Regions from separate parts of the Homo sapiens genome. Here region 2 is linked to region 1. A link is a contact called in ENCODE POLR2A ChIA-PET data. All regions are on one chromosome and are shown on one strand. The core of a region is the stretch at or near the end of the contact, and the rest is flanking DNA. Distances in the headings are between cores, read along the strand shown.

Region 1 (5,739 bases), core at 1,494-3,993:
GAATCAGGCACTTTTTTTTTTTTTTTATCAAGAACTTTCTGGCAAAGATATATATTTTGTTCCTGCGAGAGGCCATTTGTTGCATATCAACAGCCAGATAAGCCTTAAACAAACAGGTAATAAAAAGGACAGTCTTGGCTACTCTTTTTGTGATTTAATCTAGAACAACATTTCTCTCTTGGTATTTACTTCATCAGGCTGATGTAAGGACTTGCTACTGCATTCATTGTCAGCAATGGTCACAGCAGGCCTGAATACTTTTTTGTTGTTGTTAACTGTATTTAAAGGTGTTGTACCATTCACTTGCAAAGAAACTGTTTTTATCAAATGAGATTTTGCTTTGGAAGAATGGCAATGCAATTCAGCCATGTTTTTTTCTAAATTAATGTAACATTTGCATAATAATATTTTAAAGTAATTGCTTGGGCCACTTTCTTTTTTTATTTTTTGCAGAAGAACTAGCAGATCGCTGTTAGAAAAACATTTGTTAAATTTCCAAATCATAATGTATTTTAGTGGTGAGAGGAGCTCAGTAAAGGAAATTAAAGGCATCGTGGACTCCACAGAGCATGGAACACAATGAGCTCTCAAAAAGTCATTTGTTGGCAGATATTGTTATTCTCATTTTACAGCATTCTGTGTATCTCCTTTATATCACTTATTACAATTAGAATTAATCCTATTCAATTACTTCCGGAGAAGCACCATGGTTAAGTGGCTAAGAGGATGAACTCAGAAGCCAGTTTAGCAGGGCTCATTCCTGCATTTCTGCTCCCATCACCTACTAGCAATATATAGCTTTGGATATGTTACTAAACTTCTATGTGTCAATTCCTTGAATGTAAATAAGTATAATGTATTACCTATAGCGTTATTATAAGATTTAAATTAGGTAATATTTGTGAAGTACTTGGAACAGTGCTCAGTGTATATAATAAGTATTATGCAACTATTTATAAAATGAATAAAAAATTAAAATTTTCCTTTCTTACTAGTCATACTGATAGAAAGTAGAACATATCAGTCTTAGTTACTGATTCTCATCTTCTCATCTTCTGTAGTTATGTTTCCAAGTTAGTTGTTCAATAAATTATTATTGAATGAATGAATGCATTAAAGTTTTAAGGCCCATAAATGGTGAAAAGATCCATCAAGATCATTTGTCATGATTCTATAGATTCTTCAATAGAATAGTAGGGCTAGTGCTACTACTGATTCTGTGTACCTTCCTTGTTGTTAGACAAATATTATTTCATTTGACATTAAAACAGCCTTAAAATGTAAATATCAAATCTCCACCTCACAGGTAAGGCAGCTGAAGTTTGAAGAAGTTAAATAACTTATCAAAAGTTTGGACAGAACCTACAATCAAAACCACGTCCTTTTGATGCCGAAGTTCATTTTCTTCCATGCTACACAGTCTTACATCAAGACAGCGTGTTGGCTGATATCAGACAGAGAAGACTAAAATCCACAAGGGGAAATTTATGGAGGTATGAGAAAAATATTACAGAATGTATTGTATATGGATTTGTCTTTCAAAAGATGTGTCTCCTAGTTTTCCTTCCAAGCAAATGTCAAGCCCAATGATATTAGCAATATTCCACATTACTTACTAACATTTTTTTACTAATGTCAATTTATTACAAAGGTAAAGCCAAAGTATGAGGTCATTGCAGTTCAGTTCATAAAATACAATTAAGCAAGCTATTCGTAGGTTTGAAGTACAGGATTAACAAAAAAATGCATATGAAATATTTTACCAATGATAAATTAACAAGAAGGCCAGTTTAATTTGATATAGCTCAAGTGCAATAAAACAAAGTCAAAAATCGTTACATCCTTAGTCATAAACCATAGTATGTAAACTATAATGCATAAGCCATATATGCTCAGATCAGATGAATTTGGAAAGTGAGGGAAAATAAGCAGCCTAGACAACTGTTGAAAACCATGCAAAGCTACCAATGGAATTCTATGATCAAGCTAGGAATTCGCTGGGCCTGGAGAAGTTAAGTAGCAATGCTGCAGGAGGGATGGAATAGACTGGCACAAGCACATCTTATCTGTTCTTCCTGAATTGAGCTTTGTATACTATCAGATTCCACTATACTAGAATGTCTTATATTTGGACTATGTAGAGTACATTGAGCTGAGGGCAATAACAAGTATGAAACACAGCAGGATTTTGAAAAAGATTAATATGTCAGCTTAAGGTAGCAACCTGATCCACTTATTACCTCCATTAAATAGCTATAATTGATTATTCATCATTTCAAAACTTATCTCCAAAAAATAATAGCATGCTTACCCTATCACACCTGGACTTTGAGTGCATTCTACTCTATTTAAAAACATTGTTTTGAATTCTTTTTATGTCACAATCACTTCACAAAATCTAAAAGAAGTCAGAGATACTACCAGGGGCAAAACACACTTGCCCCCTGCTTCTCATTTGTCCTATTTAGACTGGATCCATATTTTTGTCTTGTTTAGTAGTAAAAATAAAAGTAAAAGGGGGTGCTTAGAAATCATAGATTGTATTCCAAAACAAACAAGCAAAAACAAACAAACATAAAGCCAGACCCTAACTCTCAATTTCATCAAAAAGTAGCAGAACTCTCTTTCATGGCAAGAACAGTGCAAGCTTGTCCTTTGGAAATTCTTCTGAATCAACAAAAGTACGTGTGACTGAATCGTGTGGCCAAGATGGAATGCTGTGGCAATACAAATTACAGAGAAGATGCACGGCTTTTCATCTGCTGCCCTCACCCGCAGATGTCTGTGGGATGAAAGTAGTAGTCACTGCCAGCCACCCCAGTCCTGCTGTTCTGACACCCTGTAATCGTTTGCTGTATTCATTACCTCCCTCATCATCCACTAAGCCTCCTCTTAGGGGTACTTTATGGTACACATTTCACTTTAAAAAATTAAGTCACATCACGATTAATTTTGCCTCGAGGATTTCACAACATCCTTTGAGCTCACAGTAACCCTGAGGATATTGTGCAATTGGAGTTGGGACTCTCTTGCCTAAGTTATAACTTTGTGAAAGAAAGTGGGTGAAAGTGGGGGAGTTGTTCTTGCTTAAGACAATTGAGTGGATATTAAGCAAATACACAGGGGTAGGTTTAAAAGTGACTGGCAAATCTGGTAAAACTTTATACATCTCGAGTTATCATTTTTAATGTTCTCACCTTCTTACAGTATTTTTACAGGCAGTATGCTTTTGCTTGTCCTAAGTAAAATAGCACGCTTTTTTTCTGTTTTTCTCTGGGGCATGTCTTCTGTATGCTAATCTGACTCATCATTGTTAATTTAAAATATTATAAATAAGCAAATACATGACTCAATAAATGTGATGAGTAAGGAGAAACTGGTGTTTGCCTAGCCAGCTCAGACCTACATTTTAATTAAAAAGCATGTCTCATACACCATCAATATGTTTTCAAGTGACCTGTCATGACCAGTTCTAATCACAAGCATGCCATTCACTCTTTCATAATAAATTGGCAGATTATGCTAATAAAAGAAAGGGAAGCTATCAATTTTACGGGTGCCAGACAAGCTATGCCATTGATTTTATAATTTATGACATGCACTTGCAAAATAAAGGTGGCTAAGGAAAGAGTTTCATAAACAGGATAAAATGCTACAGGAGAATAATCAATTAGATTAGTCGACAAATAAGTGGATAAAAACGTTATGAAAATGTTATGCTTTCCTAATGGTCAAACATTCAGGGATTCAGTGTCATATTATATCTGTAAAATCCCACAACAAAAAGGTCTGTGTTAATGGCAGCTATATGTCAATTTTTAAGATTGGCTAATTGGTATTTTTAAAAGTATTTGGCTGGAAAATCACAAAGATTCAGTTGATTGGGACTCAAAAATTCTTTGTTCAAGAGAAAAAGAAGTCATAATACAGGTTGCTATTGATTACACCAATAAAATGTTAAAAATTACTATATGGCACAGTGTTTTGTGACTTTACGGCCTTTGTCTATGGAAAAACCATTTAGGTTAGTTCACATTTTTATAGAAAATGAGAGTTTGCAATGGAAATAGGAACTTGGGAGCTCACAGAAAAATCAGGGGTAGACTTGGGATCAGATAAGACATTCTACCTAAATAAGCATGGTTAAATACACATTATGTCTTACATTTCAAGCCAAAACTAGTTGTTTGCTTTTGATTAAAAGATTAGATTTTGTTCTGAAGTCCAGTTTCAATATTTTAGTTTTGTCATTAAATTGTTTCTAAATTGAAAAACTTTTGATAAAACTAGAAAAAATAAGTATACTTATGCTATGTTATTTATTAATATGAACAAAAATCAATTTGTCTAAGCTTTGCTCATCTAAAAATATATATGTATAGCAGACAAAGCAATGCAAATTAAACATTTTAAATCTTATACTTGCATTCAACAATCTTTATCTTGTGTAGCGTTAACGCACATACACATACATATGTATATGCACACACACACATATTCCTAATACCTAAACACAAGTCAATGTTCATCCAAAGAGTAACAGATCATCGATTACTTCTAGAAATTTCCTGATACCTTTATTATACTGATGTTTATCATATTGGATAAATGCTTGTCTTATGGAACTCACAGCACTTTGCATCCAATCATCATGTATTTGGCCACCGTTTCAACAGGGTGAAAATTTAAATGTATTATTGATTACAAATGGTCTTATTTAGGTAATTTCAAGAATATTAAATGTTATGTTGCCCCAAATTGTTATATCTCAGTTAATGGTGAAGTGATATGACTTTGAATGCTATGTAATGGCTCCATAATATTTTTTTTGTAAATATAATCTCTAGATCAATTATTAAAATCAGCTAATAATTGGTTGTTTTCAGGTAAAATTGATAGTTTTTAAAACATTCAAAATAAGTCCATTTGAAAGTCATTCAATTTTGTTAAGAAATCTTTTGCTGAATATTTGTGAAATATGGATATTAAATAACTTTTGCAACCATAGTATCCACTCATGTTGCAGGTTATTCTTTCTTGTTGTGGTTTTAATCTCCCCACAAAACTAAAAAAAAAAAAAAAAAAAAAAAAAATTAGCTACAGATTTGAAGTGATATTTATTTTGCATATGCAAACTATGGGACTCAGCTGATGGATAAGGATGTGTATGCAGTGTTGTTCTATCCATCATCAAATTCACTTCTCAACTTTTTTTAATAAGCAAAATAATAGTTTTAAATAAAATACAAGTTGATGATACACTGTCTGGAACAATTACCAACTAGATTTGTGTCCCCAGTAGTAGCCCCTCATTGGTTCCACTGGTTTCCTGTAATTATTCTGGATCAAAGGACTTTTCATGAAAGAATCATTATTAAGTGTTTTACAAAAGCATTTTTCCTGTTTAGGGTTAGTTCCTCAAAATTCATCTTGGCCGCACAACTCTAACGCTGTCTTGTGTTTGAACACTTTAAACAACCCCCTCCAGATTCGTCTAGAGCCTGAAATTAGGTTTATTTTTCTCTCTTTTTTTTCGACCTTTAAAAAAATAAGTAATATTACTAACTGGTCTGAAATATGATCCTTTAAAAACTATGTGGCATTAACAGAATTCTGCAGTGCAAAAGTACAAAGAAGACTAAAAGAATAAGGGCAAAGGAGAGCAATCATTTGCTTCAGCCTTGCATTATGTTGAACTTTGGTGGAATGGATCCAAGATGGAATTAAATCCAAATGTTT
Region 2 (5,739 bases), core at 2,332-4,831, 640 kb after region 1:
TTTCCTAACCAGTTGAGACAGAGTGAGAATACATTTTACCAAGGGATATGGGATACAATGAGAATGTAGTATGTAACCTTTAAAACGGTATCCAGTATATAATCCTGCCTGTAAGGCACTCACTGCTGGACCCATGCGACCACTGGACAGCAGGAAGGCCCCAGCTCCACTTACTGGCGTGGGACCTCGGGCACTTGATCAGCCTCACTGAGCTGCGGTTTCACGGTAAAACAGTGATAAAATTACCTAACTCACTGTGCTGTTGTGAGGATTCAATGAGATGGTAACTGTAAAGCACGTGGCACAGATCCTAACAACTAACAAATTACAGGACCATCAATTCACTCTATCCAGTAGCAAGAAGCCACCAGAAAACAAAATGGCCCCGAGGGGGTGGCAAAAAGAAGAACTGAAAAGGGATGGAAGGGACTTGACACTGAAGCTCTGCCTCTTTGCAGTTTTATCTAAGTGTTTGCAGAGAAGAGAACCTCAAAAAATCATGCCATTAAAACCCAGACAATTACATTAATCATGAGATATGACAGGCCTTCAATAAGGAATATTGCCAAATTACCACTGTTTTATCACTGGGTATAAAGGTACTTCCTGTTTTGCTTTAAACTTATAATTTTAATCACCGACTCATTATTTAAAATGGATTGCCCTTAACTAAAAGGGCAATTCAAAAGCACCCTAAAGTTTTATAACCTGCATTATTACACTTCATTAGCTGAAAGGTAAAATTATGTCTAGGCAGAGTAGAATCATACCATATTCTAAATATGCCATGAAATGTAATTTTCTGAGACCGTGAATAAACTTACATTTGATTACAATCCTTTACTAAACTGTTTAAGAGGTTTCTTATCTCTAACTTTCTACCTGATCCATTACAGTGTTTTATATATAACTGGTACTCAATTAATAAATGTCAATTAAAAACTGTGTATACCAAGAAAGGATCTATAAGAAAATCATAGGTACTCATAAATATAGTCTAAGGTCCATATGACTTGATTAAGGAGAAGTAATTTCAGCCAAATCAAAGATAATGGACTCTGAAGTCTTTGTGACGAGATCCTCATAGTTGGCAGTGTTCTAAAGGGGTTTGCTAACTTTTTGAAAGTGTTATTTTCTTTTGATAATATATTGTTTAAAACTCAGCACTGATTGATTGATTGATTGATTGATTGATTAAGACAGGGTCTTGCTCTGTCACCCAGGCTGGAATGCAGTGGTGTGATCACGGCTCACTGCAGCCTAAACCTCCCGGGCTCAAACAATCCTCCCACCTCAGCCTCCTGAGTAGCTGGGACTACAAGCACATGCCACCATGCCTGCCTAATTATTTTTATTTTTTGTAGAGATGGGGTCTCAGCACGTTGGCTAGGCTGGTCTCAAACTCCTGGGCTCAAGTGATCCTCTTCCCAAAGTGCCAAGATTATAGGCACGAGCCACCACCCTTGGCCTCAGCCTATCTTTTAATGCCACAAATTAAATATCTCTACTAAGAAAATAAAGCAATTTTAATATTGATGACAATGGTTCTCAAATCACAATAGTATCCTCCTCCCTCCCAGTATATTTTAGTAAACCATTCCTGGAGTGAGGGTGGGTTTATTTCAGTAAACCATTCCTGGAGTGAGTGTGGGGTGGTTAGTAAACTAACCCAACCCACAAACACATACACAGTAATTTAGAATCTCCAAAAACAATATAGCCATCATTTGTTACACGTTAGGCACTACGTGAACAGCGTTAATATGCATTATTTCATTTCATTCTCGCCACGATCCTGAGACTGCATTATCATTCCTGTTTTAAACACAAGAAAACCGAGGTTTAGAAAAGATGAGTAAATAAATTCCTCAAGATCTCAAACTAGTAAAGGGACAATTAGGATTCAAAATCCATGCTATTAACCAAAAATTTATAGACAATGCTATAAAAAGCATGGGTGGAAGTACTGTCAAATCTTTCATCTAAATAGAGTCCACTGGAATATACAAAGTTATTTTTATAAAAGGAAACAGGGTAAGCTTTGTGTTTACAAAGGTAATGAGAAATTACATACTGAAATGCCATTCTGTTAAATCTAAACTAAATCAGCTAAAACAACATTTCACTTAATAGGCACTTGGATATCAGAAATACCTTCACTTCTAGAAAACAGCTTGCAAAAGAGATTGTCATTATAAAAGCACGTTTTTATCTCTTATTATATGTCCTCCTATAAAAACACTAAAATGAAATCTCATTTCCAGAAGAGTCTAGACAGTGGTAGACACAACAAACTGGGTGTGACTAATATTTTGACAAACACAAACAGCCAAAAGGTAAAGCGTGAGGCCTGACATTTATTGATCCCATAAAATAGAAACCCTTTTAGCTCTCCTGCCACACTGCATGACCTGGTAGGCATGGGGATATTTTTATTCAACAGCTTTCCTTCGGTCCTTCCATCCTTTTTTAGAAAGCCAAAATAAAAACCAGAAAAGGCATACTTATAAAGTCATAAGCCATATGCTATAACAGGTAAATAAAAGTCCTTTGACGTTAGAAGCCACGAAAGAACAGAAGATTAAAAAGTAAATCATAAACAGCTGCATCTCGCCTCCCAGTGTTTACATTCTTAGACATCCACTTTTTAAAAATATTCCCTCTGTAGATCAAAACATGCTGTACTTTGAGAAGGGGAAAACAATGACGTTAACGTTAAAATATTGTACAGTTTACATATAAACAGAGCTAAGTTTATGCACATCATTCTAGTTGGCAGTAACTCATCTGAATGGCTCAAACTGAGAGCTATAATTAAGTGTGTTAATTATCTGTGTACACAAAAATCTAAAATATATATGTTCCTTATTATAGAGCATAGAATACAACTGGTTTAACAAATCAAAATAATCCAAAAAGCTTTTTCAAGTTAAACTTGGGTGCTCTGAAGCTGGATGAAACTAGGTTCAATTACTGGGGGAAGTCTGTTTCTTCATCCCATCCTTCCCCTCCCCACAACTTTGTATTCCTTTCCCTCAGTACCTTTTCTCTTTCAATTAGTGCCACCCACAAATACTGCTCAGCTCATTACTGACACTCAGGCTTTAAAAACTGGGTGGCCCCATACCAAGAACCATTTTTAAAATTACTGCCTTCAAGCATTAAAATGCTAATCCAACAGAAAGCAAAGCTTAAGAGCATGGAGCTCCTCCTCCCAAAAACATACATGTATATGGGAGAGAAGCACGGATGAGCCACATGTTTAAAATTCTAGTTTGTAACATATTCAAGAGATAAGCAGTTGGCAGAAAGCTTTCAAAACACAATGCCCATTCACAGACTTTATGCACTCACTTTCAGCCTTATAAAGGGAAATACTTCATTCTAAGAAGGATCTAAGTTTTAACATAATACAGGCCAACTTCCATCAGAAGCAGCAAATTAATATCAGTGGTAAGAAGGCTAGTAAGTTCAGGCAGATACAAGATTTAGGGGCCCTGAATTATCATTAAGAAAGCATTTATCTTATACCCGCATGTCTAAGGTACAAGCCAAGGTGAGTCACCAACTCATCTGACTGAAAGTTCTGTTGCTAAAATCTGGTATCGCTGACCTCACTGAATCAAAACATATATGCTCCTTTGAAGGTGGTGAAACATCCCTAGTCAGTGAATCACCATCTCTCAAAAATCTCCAAGGATTATAGGTAAACATGAGCCCTGCCACTACAAGTCAAAGTCTTGATATCCAAAGAACTGGCTCTGGTGTTAATGCATGCCCAAGGTTTAATGAGGATGAAGAAAAGAAAAAAAACAAACTAACATATTTTCCCTTTAGAACACAACTAGGACACATGGTTTTTTAAATCAGATGACTTATTGATCAATTATAATATGCTTATTGATGCAGAACAATAGCAACGTGACCTAAGGCTCAGGGATTCAATCCACAACTGGGATAGGTTATAAGGAAGAACAGAATTGTCTCCTTTAAAATACAATGGCTCTGGCTGGGCGAGGTGGCTCACGCCTGTAAGCCCAGAACTCTGGGAGGCCCAGGTGGGTGGATCACAAGGTCAAGATATAGAGACCATCCTGGCCAACATGATGAAACCCCGTCTCTACTAAAAATACAAAAATTAGCTGGGCACGATGGCGTGCGCCTGTGGTCCCAGCTACTCGGGAGGCTGAGACAGGAGAATCACGTGAACCCAGGAGGTGGAGGTTGCAGTGAGCTGAAATCACGCCACTGCACTCCAGCCTGGTGACAGAGTGAGACTCCGTCTAATAAATAAATAAATAAATAAATAAATAAATAAATAAATAAATAAAATACAATGGCTGCTTTCCCTAACAGGCTGTATGTAGCCAAAGAGAGGCCTAACTGCTTATGTGCTTGCTTCCAATGACAAAGTGCGTGTGTAAGAAGCACAGATATACTTGACTGTTTATAAACTACTGCAATTAATAATTTATGACAACGACTGCAAGTCATACAACATCTGAGGGTACCTATAATACACTAAGCAAGAAGCTTTCACTACTAGAGGATGGTACGGTTTGAACTCTCCTGGAGCCCTGGTTCTGGGCATTCAGTAGGCCAGCAGTTCCCAAACATGTTCTACAGAACATGAGCTCCATGAGAAACAGTCTTGTGAGGCTGAGGCACAGTGGCTCACAACTGTGATCTTGGCACTTTGGGAGGCTGAGGTGGGCAGATCACCTGAGGTGAGGGGTTCGAGACCAGCCTGACCAACATGGTAAAAACCAATCTCTACTAAAAAATACAAAAATTAGCCAGGCATGGTGGGGTGTGCCTGTAGTCCCAGCTACTCAGGAGGCTGAGGCAAGAAAATTGCTTGAACCCGAAAGTGGAGGTTGCAGTGAGCCAAGGAAAGAAATAGAGTCTTGTGTCCAAAGACATTTAGGAAATATCTCCCTCCTGACATCTCTCATCTCATATTAGAGCTTGATATTTTGTTTAACCATGTGTTTCCTACACTTATAATCTGAAAATATGTAGTTTTCATTTCATATCTGTGCTAACTACTCTAACATCTTGTAAAATACATTTTGAGAAATACTGCATTAAAATTTTCCCTCAAAAAGCCTTTTCCCTTGAACTTTGCTATTCACAAAGCATTCTGATAAAATATTCAACAAAAGATACATAGGCATAAGCAAAAGAAACATATTTTAGAATAGAAAAGTTGATTTAAAAATTAACAACAAAATGTTTTATTTAAGAATATCACATTTGTGTTTTTAGCCCTAAATTTCTAATATGGTTTGTAGTTAATAAGAAAAATACTAACATATCAATAATTTACAATTTGCCAAAACATTTATGTGTCAAAAGAATTCTTTGCTTCTCTGATTTTGAAGGAAAAGAAAATGAGAGAGGCAGAGACAAAAAAATGGATTAAAAAGTGGAGAGACAGCTTCTTCCCCTAATTATTCACAGATTCCATTTGAATTCAGAAAACGATTCTTCACATTTCAGGACTCATGTATGAAGGTTGTTTTATTTTTACTTCATGGAATTGGTGGATGAATGTTATATAAATTATTACTGCACAAATAATTTTAAATAATACTTGAAGAATGAGACAAAAATAATATTTTAAATTTCTAGAACAGCAGCTATATCATTAGTCTACTACCATGACCACTACCATGACCAAACACGTGATGAGTAAGTCTAAAATCATAAAAACACCATAAGTGAAAATCGAATACC

What was found. ChIA-PET counts read pairs that join two places held with the same protein, here RNA polymerase II (POLR2A).
Region 2: POLR2A ChIA-PET joins it to region 1 with 11 read pairs in MCF 10A. The contact joins two enhancer-like sites. POLR2A ChIA-PET finds 5 or more read pairs at or near these places in 3 of 52 experiments (AG04450, MCF 10A and PC-9).

Annotation. Positions count from the first base shown.
Region 1 is chr2:226,115,833-226,121,571 of GRCh38, forward strand. No RefSeq gene overlaps it. Among named protein-coding and RNA genes, the nearest start is that of MIR5702, 540 kb to the right of the region's middle. RefSeq lists an enhancer at 1-806. Within about 2 kb of position 2,744, at least 16 of the 41 ENCODE cell types and tissues checked have a DNase peak (open chromatin) inside an H3K27ac peak, as active enhancers do; they include PC-9, where a contact is called at or near this core.
Region 2 is chr2:226,752,675-226,758,413 of GRCh38, forward strand. All of the region lies in intron 1 of IRS1 (insulin receptor substrate 1), which reads right to left. Among named protein-coding and RNA genes, the nearest start is that of IRS1, 44 kb to the right of the region's middle. Within about 2 kb of position 3,582, at least 6 of the 41 ENCODE cell types and tissues checked have a DNase peak (open chromatin) inside an H3K27ac peak, as active enhancers do; they include PC-9, where a contact is called at or near this core.